Linked DNA regions of Homo sapiens: region 2 is linked to region 1. A link is a contact called in ENCODE Hi-C or POLR2A ChIA-PET data. All regions are on one chromosome and are shown on one strand. Each heading gives the region's core, a stretch centred on a gene start or an enhancer-like site at or near the end of the contact. The rest is flanking DNA. Distances are from core to core; before and after follow the strand shown.

Region 1 (4,670 bases), core at 2,171-4,670:
GAACAAGCTGGACCAAGTTAAGAATGCTCTTCTCCCTCAGTGTAACATAAATACTGCTTACTGTACCTGGCAGGCTCTCCAAAATGTCTCCTTTTCCTGGAAGCTGAATGGATCTCTCTGTCTTTCTAAGTTCCCAATCCCAGCCCTCAACACTCTGCCTAAGCTTCCTGCCTGATGGCCCTGACTACTCTGGGCTGTCACTGTCCTAAAGAACCAGGGTTCTGGCCGGGTGCGGTGGTTCACACCTGTAATCCCAGCACTTTGGGAGGCCGAGGCGGGTGGATCACAGTTCAGGAGTTCGAGACCAGCATAGCCAAGATGGTGAAACCCCGTCTCTACTAAAAATACAAAAATTAGCCAAGCGTGGTAGCAGGTGCTTGGAATCCCAGCTACTCAGGAGGCTGAGGCAGAGAATCACTTGAATTCGGGAGGCGGAGGTTGCAGTGAGCTGAGATCGCACCACTGCATTCCAGCCTGGGCAACAGAGCGACACTCCGTCTCATCTCAAAAAAAAAAAAAAAACGCCGGGCGCTGGGGCTGACGCCTGTAATCCCAGCACTTTTGGAGGCCAAGGTGGGCAGATCACGAGGTCAGGAAATCAACACCATCCTGGCTAACATGGTTAAACCCCTTCTCTACTAAATATACAAAAAATTAGCCGGGTGTGCTGGTGGGCGCCTGTAGTCCCAGCTACTCGGGAGGCTGAGGCAGGAGAATGGCGTGAACCCAGGAGGCAAGGCAGAGCTTGCAGTGAGCAGAGATGGTGCCACTGCACTCCAGCCTGGGCGACAGAGGAAGACTCCGTCTCAAAAATAAATAAATAAATAAAATAAGATTTAAAAACAAAAAACCAGGGTTCTATGTCACCAATGTGTCCCCAGCACTGCCCGATAATGGTTGGGCACCACACTCTAAAAACATATGCAGGCCGGGTGTGGTGGCTCACACCTGTAATCCCAGCACTTTGGGAGGCCGAGGTGGGCGGATCACCTAAGGTCAGGAGTTCGAGAAAAGCCTGGCCAACATGGTGAAACCCCGTCTCTACTAAAAATATAAAAATTAGCCAGGCGTGGTGGCGGGTGCCTGTAATTCCAGCTACTCGGGAGGCTGAGGCAGGAGAATCGCTTGAACCTGGGAGGCAGAGGTTGTAGTGAGCCAAGATCGTGCCACTGCACTCCAGCCTGGGTGACAGAGTGAAACTCTGCCTCAAAAAAAAAAAAAAAAAAAAAAAAAAAAAACATATGCAAAATTTACACTCCTGATTTTTTTTTTTTGAGACAGTCTCTATCACCCAGGCTGGAGTACAGTGGTGCGGTCTCAGCTCACTGCGACCTCTGCTTCCCAGGGTTCAAGTGATTCTCCTGCTCAGCCTCCCGAGTAGCTGGGACTGTAGGTGCGCACCGCCACATCCAGCTGATTTTTGTATTTTCAGTAGAGACGGGGTTTCACCATCTTGGCCAGACTGGTCTTGAACTCCTGACCTCAAATGATCTGCCCACCTCAGCCTCCCAAAGTGCTGAGATTACAGGCGTGAGCCAGTGCCCGGCTGCTGGTTTTGCTTTCTTCAACAGCAACTTCACTGGTAACCTCAAACTGAATCCCAACAAGCTCCTTCGGTTCTCCCGATAATTTTCTTGAAGTGATAAGAGCTAACATTTATCCAGCCCTTTACTAGCTGCCAGTTACCATAAAAAAGAAATACTGCAAGGTTTAGCTAATTTAATCTCCCCCAACATCCATGCAAAAAAGGTATTATGATTTTGCTCAGTTTTTAGATCTGGAAAATGAGGTTCAATAAAGGTGATAATTTACTTGAGAATGTGAGAGAGTCTTTCCGATTTCAATAATTGAGTTCTTTTTTTTTTTCCTTTTTTCAGATAGGTTCTTGCTCAGCCCAGGCAGCAGTGCAGTGGTGCAATCATAGCTCACTGCAGCCTCAACCTCTCTAGCTCAAGCGATCCTCCCACTTCAGCCTCCCAAGTAGCTGGGACCACAGACGCACCCCACCCACGCCCAGCCTTTTTTTTTTTTTTTTTTTTTTTTGTAGAGAAAAGGTCTGGCTTTGTCGCCTAGGCTGATCTTGAACTCCTGTGTTTCAGTGATCCTCCTGCCTCAGCCTCCCAAAGTGTTGGGCTTACAGGCCTGAACCACCACGCCCGGCCAAAAATTGGGTTCCTAAGCAGAATTCTATACGGGTGGCCTCAACCACTTTACTTGCTATGTGACCCTGGGCAAGTCACATCACCCCTGTCTCAGTTTCTTTTTCTTTTCTTTCTTTTTTTTTTGAGACGGAGTTTCGCTCTTGTTGCCCAGGCTGTAGTTCAATGGCGCAATCTCGGCTCACTGCAACCTCCGTCTCCTGGGTTCAAGCAATTCTCCTGCCTCAGCCTCCCGAGTAGCTGGGATTATAGGCATGCGCCACCATGCCCGGCTAATTTTGTATTTTCAGTAGAGAAAGGGTTTCTCCATGTCGGTCAGGCTGGTCTCGAACTCCCGACCTCAGGTGATCCGCCCGCCTCGGCCTCCCAAAGTGCTGGGATTGATTACAGGGGTGAGCCACCGCGCCCGGCCCCAGTTTCTTAGTTGACGAATGGGAATAACAATAGCCTTCTTCCTACAAGATTGTTGTGAGAATTAAATGTTATCAAGATTTATATGAAAGCACACAGACCAGCCCATGATACAGAGCGTTAGCCACCATTATGGTACATGTTCATTGTGGGCTGATCACTGAAAAAGCCGGTGACCAAGAAAGCCCCAGTCCTTGCCCTCACGGAGTTCAAAGGCCACTGGGAGGAGAGAGAGCCCCACGACAGCTCAGAGGAATCAGGGCTTGATGGGAGATGGTCTCAGCGTACGGCAAGTCAGCGGCAGCCACGTGAAGGGACAAGGCAAGGCTTCCTGGAGGAAGGGTCCTGTGACCTCAAACCTTGTAAGATGAGCAGCAGTGACCACGTTAAAGGGCAGAGTGTAAGATGAACTAATGGAGTGTTGAAGACAGGAAGTAGTTTGTGTAAAGGCCAAGGAGTTAACTCGAAGTTTGGCTGGACAAACACTTAGAAAGAGAGGCGGGTGCAGGGGACGGAAGAGGGGCCAGCCCGTGCGGGACAGTCTGGACTCCGGACTATCCCGAGAACTCACCATCCTTCTTGATCTTCTCATTGAGGTTGTTGATATAAATAGTGTGGTTAGGGCGGGTCTCGGGAACTGCCATGGAGTGAAGTGTTGAGGTAAGTCTTAAAGGAGGAAAAACGTGACTTTAGCCCTGGGTTTCTCCAAATCCTTTGTCCCAACGTCGGCTGCTCAAGGATCTTCCTCCGAAAAGGAAGTCAGGTAAGGCGGGAGTAGGGGCAAGGACGGAGGCAAAGCGCGACAACAAAGCGTGCGTAGGACCCGCTTCTCCAGCCCGCGTGCGGAGAGAACTCTCGAGAGATTTACTACGACTTCCAGGATGCTCTACGCGACCCGGTGGGCGGAGCACCCTAAATGGCGATTCCCATTGGCCCAAGCATCCGAAGGGCCGTCCCGGAGAAAAAACCCGGATGTGGGAGCCAGTATAGAAAAAAGGGACAGGTCCTAGGCAGCCTGGCCTCGAGCAGCAAGTTTCCTCAGACGGGCCCAGGAAGGCCCGGACGCCAAGCGTACCGCTCGCCTGCCGCCGATGGTCGTTTGCACCGGAGGTTACCTTCCGACAGGGCCGTAGTTCTCTCAACCGGCGCCTGCTACTTCCCTGAGACCAAACCACAAAGCTTTCTCTCCTGGCCCCGCCTCTGCCTTTCTGCCAGCCAATCGCCGCGCGGAAACGCAGTAGCTTGACCAATCAGAGCAAGTCTCGTTTCTGGGCTCAGCTGTTGCCAATCAAAACGATATTTGGGTTCCCGCCTAGGTAGAAAAACCCCGCCCCACTCCCTGAAAGCCCACCTCCTTCCGTGGCGCCCGGGTCTACGGACCAATCAGTGAAGGTCACGAGTCTGTACGCGTCTCGCGCTGCGGTGTCTTCCGGAGGCAATCCTTTTTGGAGTCCCGCCTCTTACCCCCGCCAGAGCTGCGTTTTCTGTCACGTGATCGCAAAATGGGCGGGAACTGTTGCGTGTAATACCACGTGATATGGGAAAGGCAGTGTGCGGGGGCCGCCATTTTCCGGGAGTGGGAGGTGCACTTTACTTCCTGACTCCTTTCCTTTTTCCAGTGGTTATCGCGGCGCCCACCGGCCTCTGATCTCTGAGTCTTCTCCAACCCACAGACGTTTTTTGTTGCTCTGGTTCCAGGACCTTCTCCACAACTAGGCCATTTTCCCTGCCAGGTGTCCTTTTTGACCTCTTGACCTCTGACTCAAAGGTCAGCTCAAAGGTTCCGAACTCGGGCCTGGGATGTGAGGGGGTACTGAACCTAAGTTCTCCGAATCTTTAGCCCTGGGTCCCTAAGTCGCATCCTTAAGGCACCTCACTCTAGATCTGAGCCTTCATATCCCAAACTCACTCATGAGTTTCCACATCCAGCCCCAAAGAATGAGTTAACTCCTACTAACTCTCCACCTAAGACTCCCGAGGTAACCCAACCGGTACCACAGATCCGGTTCCGGATTTAAGGACCCCACCCTGTTAACCGTCAGGTGCCTTATGACTTGAGTCAGCCTCGCAATTCCTGCTCCCGTGGTTTCAAATATTAGC
Region 2 (4,941 bases), core at 2,209-4,708, 800 kb before region 1:
TGGTTTAATGTTTGCGTGGCATTTGACTTTTTTACCTATTTAGTATTGGTGAGATTACCTTTGGTAAAAAAAAGTTTAAAGAGTGGAAATCGCAATTCTTTGTGTTGGCTAAAATCTGATTATAAGAGATCTGGAAGGTTTTATTTTTCTTTTTCAAAGAGCTCTATGGTCAGAAGTCGGCTTCATGAAAAGCTAATATTTAATTATATGTACATACAGTCTTTCTGGATTTTCTCTTTTGCCTCCTGTTTTGAAAAATATTTGGATTTGAGTGAAACTCCGTTTTAGAAATTAATTGCTTGGTACAATATACCCATGTAACTACCCTGCACATGTACCCCCTGAATCTATAATAAGAGTTGAAATTTTGACAAAATAAAATTAGATTTTGAATTAAAACAAATAGGTGCTTGGTTCCTCTGCTCACTTCTTTTTAAAAGGAATTCCTCTCCCATGTACTTCTTCTTTTCCCTTCTTTACCTTCCTTTTGGCATCTTTGGTATCACATGAAGGGATCTAGAGGGAATTTTAAGTGACTCTGAAATTCCTTGAGAAATACACAAAAAGATCCCACTCACCCCTTTTGGGGGTCTCCTGTTCTCCTTGTGGAGTCCAGAGTCAGGGACAGGCTCCTCCAGGTCTGCAGCTCTGCTCTCTTTTATTTCATCTTGGCTGATTGCTTTGGTTTTGTGAGTACCAGGCATTACTTTGTACTGTGAGAGACACGTCCTTTGTGAGTGCAACGGCTGCTGGGTCACTGGTGAGGGCTGCAGTTTGGAGATGGCTGAGAGCCGTTGCAATAAATGGTTGTGATTGCAGGGGGCTCCTTGTTTCTTTGCAAGTTTAGATGAGAAAGGTGCAGTTTGGACACAGTTTAAAGGCTGTGAAAACACCACCAATGAATATGATTTCCTTTGGGGATGGTCTGATTAAAAGTGGGCTGATTGTTGCTGTGCTACTAGCCTTGAAGACATGTTTCTACAGCATTGTGCAGTGTGGAAAAATTGTGTGGCTTGGTCTTGTGGCATGTCCCTTCTTTTAGAGACCTCAGATTCAATGTGAAATTCGGGATTTTTGATTTTCAAAGATCTAGATGCCCTGCCTTCCAGATGTGCCTACTCTTCACATATTTTAAAATTAGATCCTATAAACTGCAAATACTTTGTTGGCTTCTGTGAGATCAGAGGTCCAGTTAGAAAAGGAAGACAGTTTGTTAAAATTAAAAACTATTTATCTAATCTAACTAGATTGGCCTCCAAATATGACTTTCTGACATTCAGCTGGTTACTCTGAAAAGATTTCTAAATCTCTTGAGGCTCATCTATATGTTTCCTTGCAAAGAAAAAAAAAAAAAAAAAAAAGCAAGCCCAAGCACTAGTAAGAAAAAGATTTGCAATGTTTCATGAAAGGAGTAGATGAGTGAAGCATTTATTTGTAGATACTGGGTTGGATACCTGTGCAAAGAAGAAGAGGTCAATAATAAAAATTGCCAGGGGATTTCTTGGAACTTAACAAGCTGAATTAAATATAGAAATGTCAGGAAATCAAGGCAGGAAATACTCACTTGTGGTTAGGCAGACAGGGCAGGGTTCTGAGCTTGAGATGGAGCAAACAGTTGTGGTGGGTGAAGTTCACATGCTTTAGAGCTCAGCTGTCCTAGTAAAGAAGCCTAAGAGTCTCTAAAGCTCTTATGAGAAGATGGATTTTTTTTGCCTAGATTAAAAGGTTAAAGAATTGCTTTAAGTTGGATAAAATAAAGCTAAATGTTTAAGCAAGTTGTGAAAGGTTTATGAAAAAATTAATTAAAATATTTTTGTGTGTAAACATATTGACTAAAGTTGAAGGGGTATAATTCAGCATTTCTGTAAATTGAGCATTGAAATAAAAACACAATGGGTTTCTCTTAGAGCACTAACCTGCTCTTTAACAAAAATTGTAAAGGGTTATAGAAAGTCTATAAAAATGTTACCTTATGGTCAAACATTAAAATTGGGTAAATATGTCTATCAGGTTTTATTAAGAATTAGGTTTAACATTAATAGTACACTAATGTAAAGGTGAAATTTGGCTTATTTGGTACAAAAATCATACAGGAAGCATTGTGAAATATAAAATGATTTTTAGCTTTCTTTGGGCTATATTTCTATAAATATGTTATTGATGAGGGTTCCAAAGTTATGGGAGACTCCTATAATTCTGCTATATCTCAGTGTACATTATCAGTCATAATTATAATTGTCATGTTAAATTATTGTGGGCCACAGAGGTAACAGATTTCCTTGTCAATTGTGTCTTTGACTATGACTACCCTAAAACGTTCAGTCACCCATATACACATGTTACCTTGTTTTGGCCCTCTTTAGAAGGTAATTTTATAATCAGCTATAAAGCCCTAACAGGTGCTCTTAAATGCAAATTTTGATAACTTTGGAGATTGTGACATCAGAAGAGAGGAAAAATGTTCGGGACACTTGGAGAGCTAAAATGTTCATTGATATCAAGCAGGACAGGAATTAACTGCATGAAGTGAACTAATAGGAGGCTGAAGTGATCTTTTTGACTTTTTGCTTAAAACGTTGCTGATCCTTTGTTTTGCTTTTCAGAGTCAAGGCAAATTTTCTTTTGAGCTATTGACAGCTTTTAACGATTAATCAAAATATACTCCTATGAACACCATTTGGAGCATTATTTGTTTCTCTCTACCCGATTTCCCCAGAATTTGGAAACTATTTGTGGGTATTCTTAATTTATGGCAATATAGTTATTTGCATAAGTGCAATAAGAATGTGTTTTCTTTGGTAACAGGACACAATTTGAAAAACTGGTTATTTTACCAAGGTTTTGACCAGAATGCTGTGCTTTCCTTTAAGGAATCAAACTTGACTTGTGGAGCTAATAAAGCCTTTGGAAAACTGACCTTATATCCTGTGAACACAGTCCCTGTACAGGGTTACTGATCTGTGGGAAGAAAAGAATGTCACATTCTGACAGGTCAGGAATCCCAAGTTATCTTGAAACTTCAAGAGGACAGGAATTCACCCAACCATATGTATTTGATGGTAGAAATCCATGGCAGGGGCTCAGCTTTAAAAAGTCTTATCTCAGATTCCTTCTATAAAACAAAGTCCCATTAAAACCAATTTTAAAAGCCTATGTGAAAAATAATTATTCTTGCTGCACCTCGTACAAATAAAGTGGCAAAGCATAATAAAGCAAATTGGTCCTGTCGTAATTTGTCTTTAGTAAAAACGGGAAACTGGGGTCGGGTGCAGTGGCTCACTCCTGTAATCCCAGCACTTTGGGAGGCTGAGGTGGGCAGATCATCTGAGGTCAGGAGTTCAAGACCAGCCTGGCCAACACGGTGAAACCCCATCTCTACAAAAATACAAAAATGAGCCGGGCATGATGGCGGGTGCCTGTAATCCCAGCTACTCAAGGGGCTGAGGCAGGGAAGCGGAGGTTACAGTGAGTCAAGATCGTGCCACTTCACGACAGCCTGGGTGACAGAGCAAGACTCCATCTCAACAACAACAACAAAAAAGGGTAACTGGAGAGAGGGAAGTTATGTTTCAAAAACTTTTGGAAACTATAGTACACCTGTTTTTAAATTCTAGTCTGGCATTCAGTTTTTATTATTTTCTACAGTTTGGGTTAAATTCGTATTTCTCTGGCTACAAGTCTCCTAAATAATCTTTTCATTTGTTTCCTTTTTCTTTCCCTTTTTCCCCATTTTTCTTAATTGGAAATCACTGAAACCTAAGCTGTGCTTTCTTAAAGCCCTGTGAACTGAAGACTAGACAACCGAAACTTCTGAAGGAAGTAGCAGCAACCTATTTATATGTGTTGCTGTTGCCTACTATTATGTTTTAGCAGGTGCTGCCTCTACACCCCCGAAACAGAGAGTGCTACTGGGAACAAATCGACTTTTTCCACTCCAGTGCTGCATTCGGTGCCCCATAACGATGACCCCCTCTCAGCAGGAAGTAGCCAGAAAGATTACAATGCTCCATCTCCCTATGATTCTTGTGATAAATAAATATACAAGCATGATAGAAATCATGCGCAAATTGACAGTGGGGATTGTGGCAGGCCAGATTTCACTAATGGAGGTCCCCATCACAACTACTTCAGTACTGACTGAGTGGTTAAGTTCAGTATCAAAAGCTGAAAGTGCCAGCGCCTTTCTACAAAGGCTAGAATGTAACAAAAGCCCACCAAGGGTTTTACCTAGGCCTTTCCTGGGCCTTACAGCATGACAAAACAAAGAAGGAATTCTTAACCAGACCTGTTTAGGATTAAACAAATTTAATTGGGGGTCTGAAGAAACTCGCCAGGCCTCCACAAACAAGTTCATTGGGGGTCTAAAGGAACCCCCCCCAAACCTCTGTGATTGAGCAGGAGACAAGGTCAGGGTAATAGCCCCAGCACCTGGACTCATTTAGATTTAAGTAAATGTACTGAGGCTCCAGAGAAAGGTCTCCAAGACTTAGACTAGAGTTACAGATTAAAAGAAGTTAATCACTTATATCTTTAGATAAATGCACACTGACACGTAGACATACATCTTAGAAAATATATAAGCTCTGGAAAACCTTGTAATTTACAGTTGGTCTGGAGATATTTTCTGGGCCTTCTCTCTGTAACCGGTTCCAGAAATAAAAAACTCTCTTCCTCCCCAGTTTATCTGCATCTCGTTATTGGGCCGTGAGAAATAGCAGCCAGACCCTGAGTTTGGTCTGGGAACACACTGGCTGGGCTTCCTGCCTGGCGGTAGAGCTTCACTGTCCTCCTTCCCAGCCAAAATGTGGCCCTTGAAGGCTTCCTCCCCAACTGACCGGTTTTGGGTTCTAGGTACTCAGGGAACACCGTCTTCAAGGAGGCCATTTTCATACTGTTCCTGGTTTGATTTTTCTGAAATTAGGAAATGCCCCTTGAGGCATC

What was found. Hi-C counts contacts between places; a loop is a spot of excess contacts on that map. ChIA-PET counts read pairs that join two places held with the same protein, here RNA polymerase II (POLR2A). Pooled maps may share reads with other maps.
Region 2: a loop to region 1 is called in a pooled map, with 7 times the contacts of the local background. The contact joins the enhancer-like site here to the promoter of SNRPA in region 1. A Hi-C loop is called at or near these places in 1 of 37 single-sample maps with no recorded cell type and 8 of 50 pooled maps. POLR2A ChIA-PET finds 5 or more read pairs at or near these places in 1 of 52 experiments (activated naive CD4-positive, alpha-beta T cell).

What each region holds. Positions count from the first base shown.
Region 1 is chr19:40,749,953-40,754,622 of GRCh38, reverse strand. It overlaps SNRPA (small nuclear ribonucleoprotein polypeptide A), which reads right to left and starts at 3,420. Exons shown (of 6, transcript NM_004596.5): 1 at 3,142-3,420. The coding sequence starts at 3,214. It overlaps ACTMAP (actin maturation protease), which reads left to right and starts at 4,146. Exons shown (of 6, transcript NM_198476.5): 1 at 4,146-4,670. RefSeq lists enhancers at 2,186-2,813, 2,814-3,441, 3,529-3,598, 4,139-4,378, 4,070-4,670 and silencers at 3,352-3,534, 3,799-3,938.
Region 2 is chr19:41,551,723-41,556,663 of GRCh38, reverse strand. It overlaps a transcript of CEACAM21 not described here. Among named protein-coding and RNA genes, the nearest start is that of LINC01480, 19 kb to the right of the region's middle. Within about 2 kb of position 3,458, at least 5 of the 41 ENCODE cell types and tissues checked have a DNase peak (open chromatin) inside an H3K27ac peak, as active enhancers do.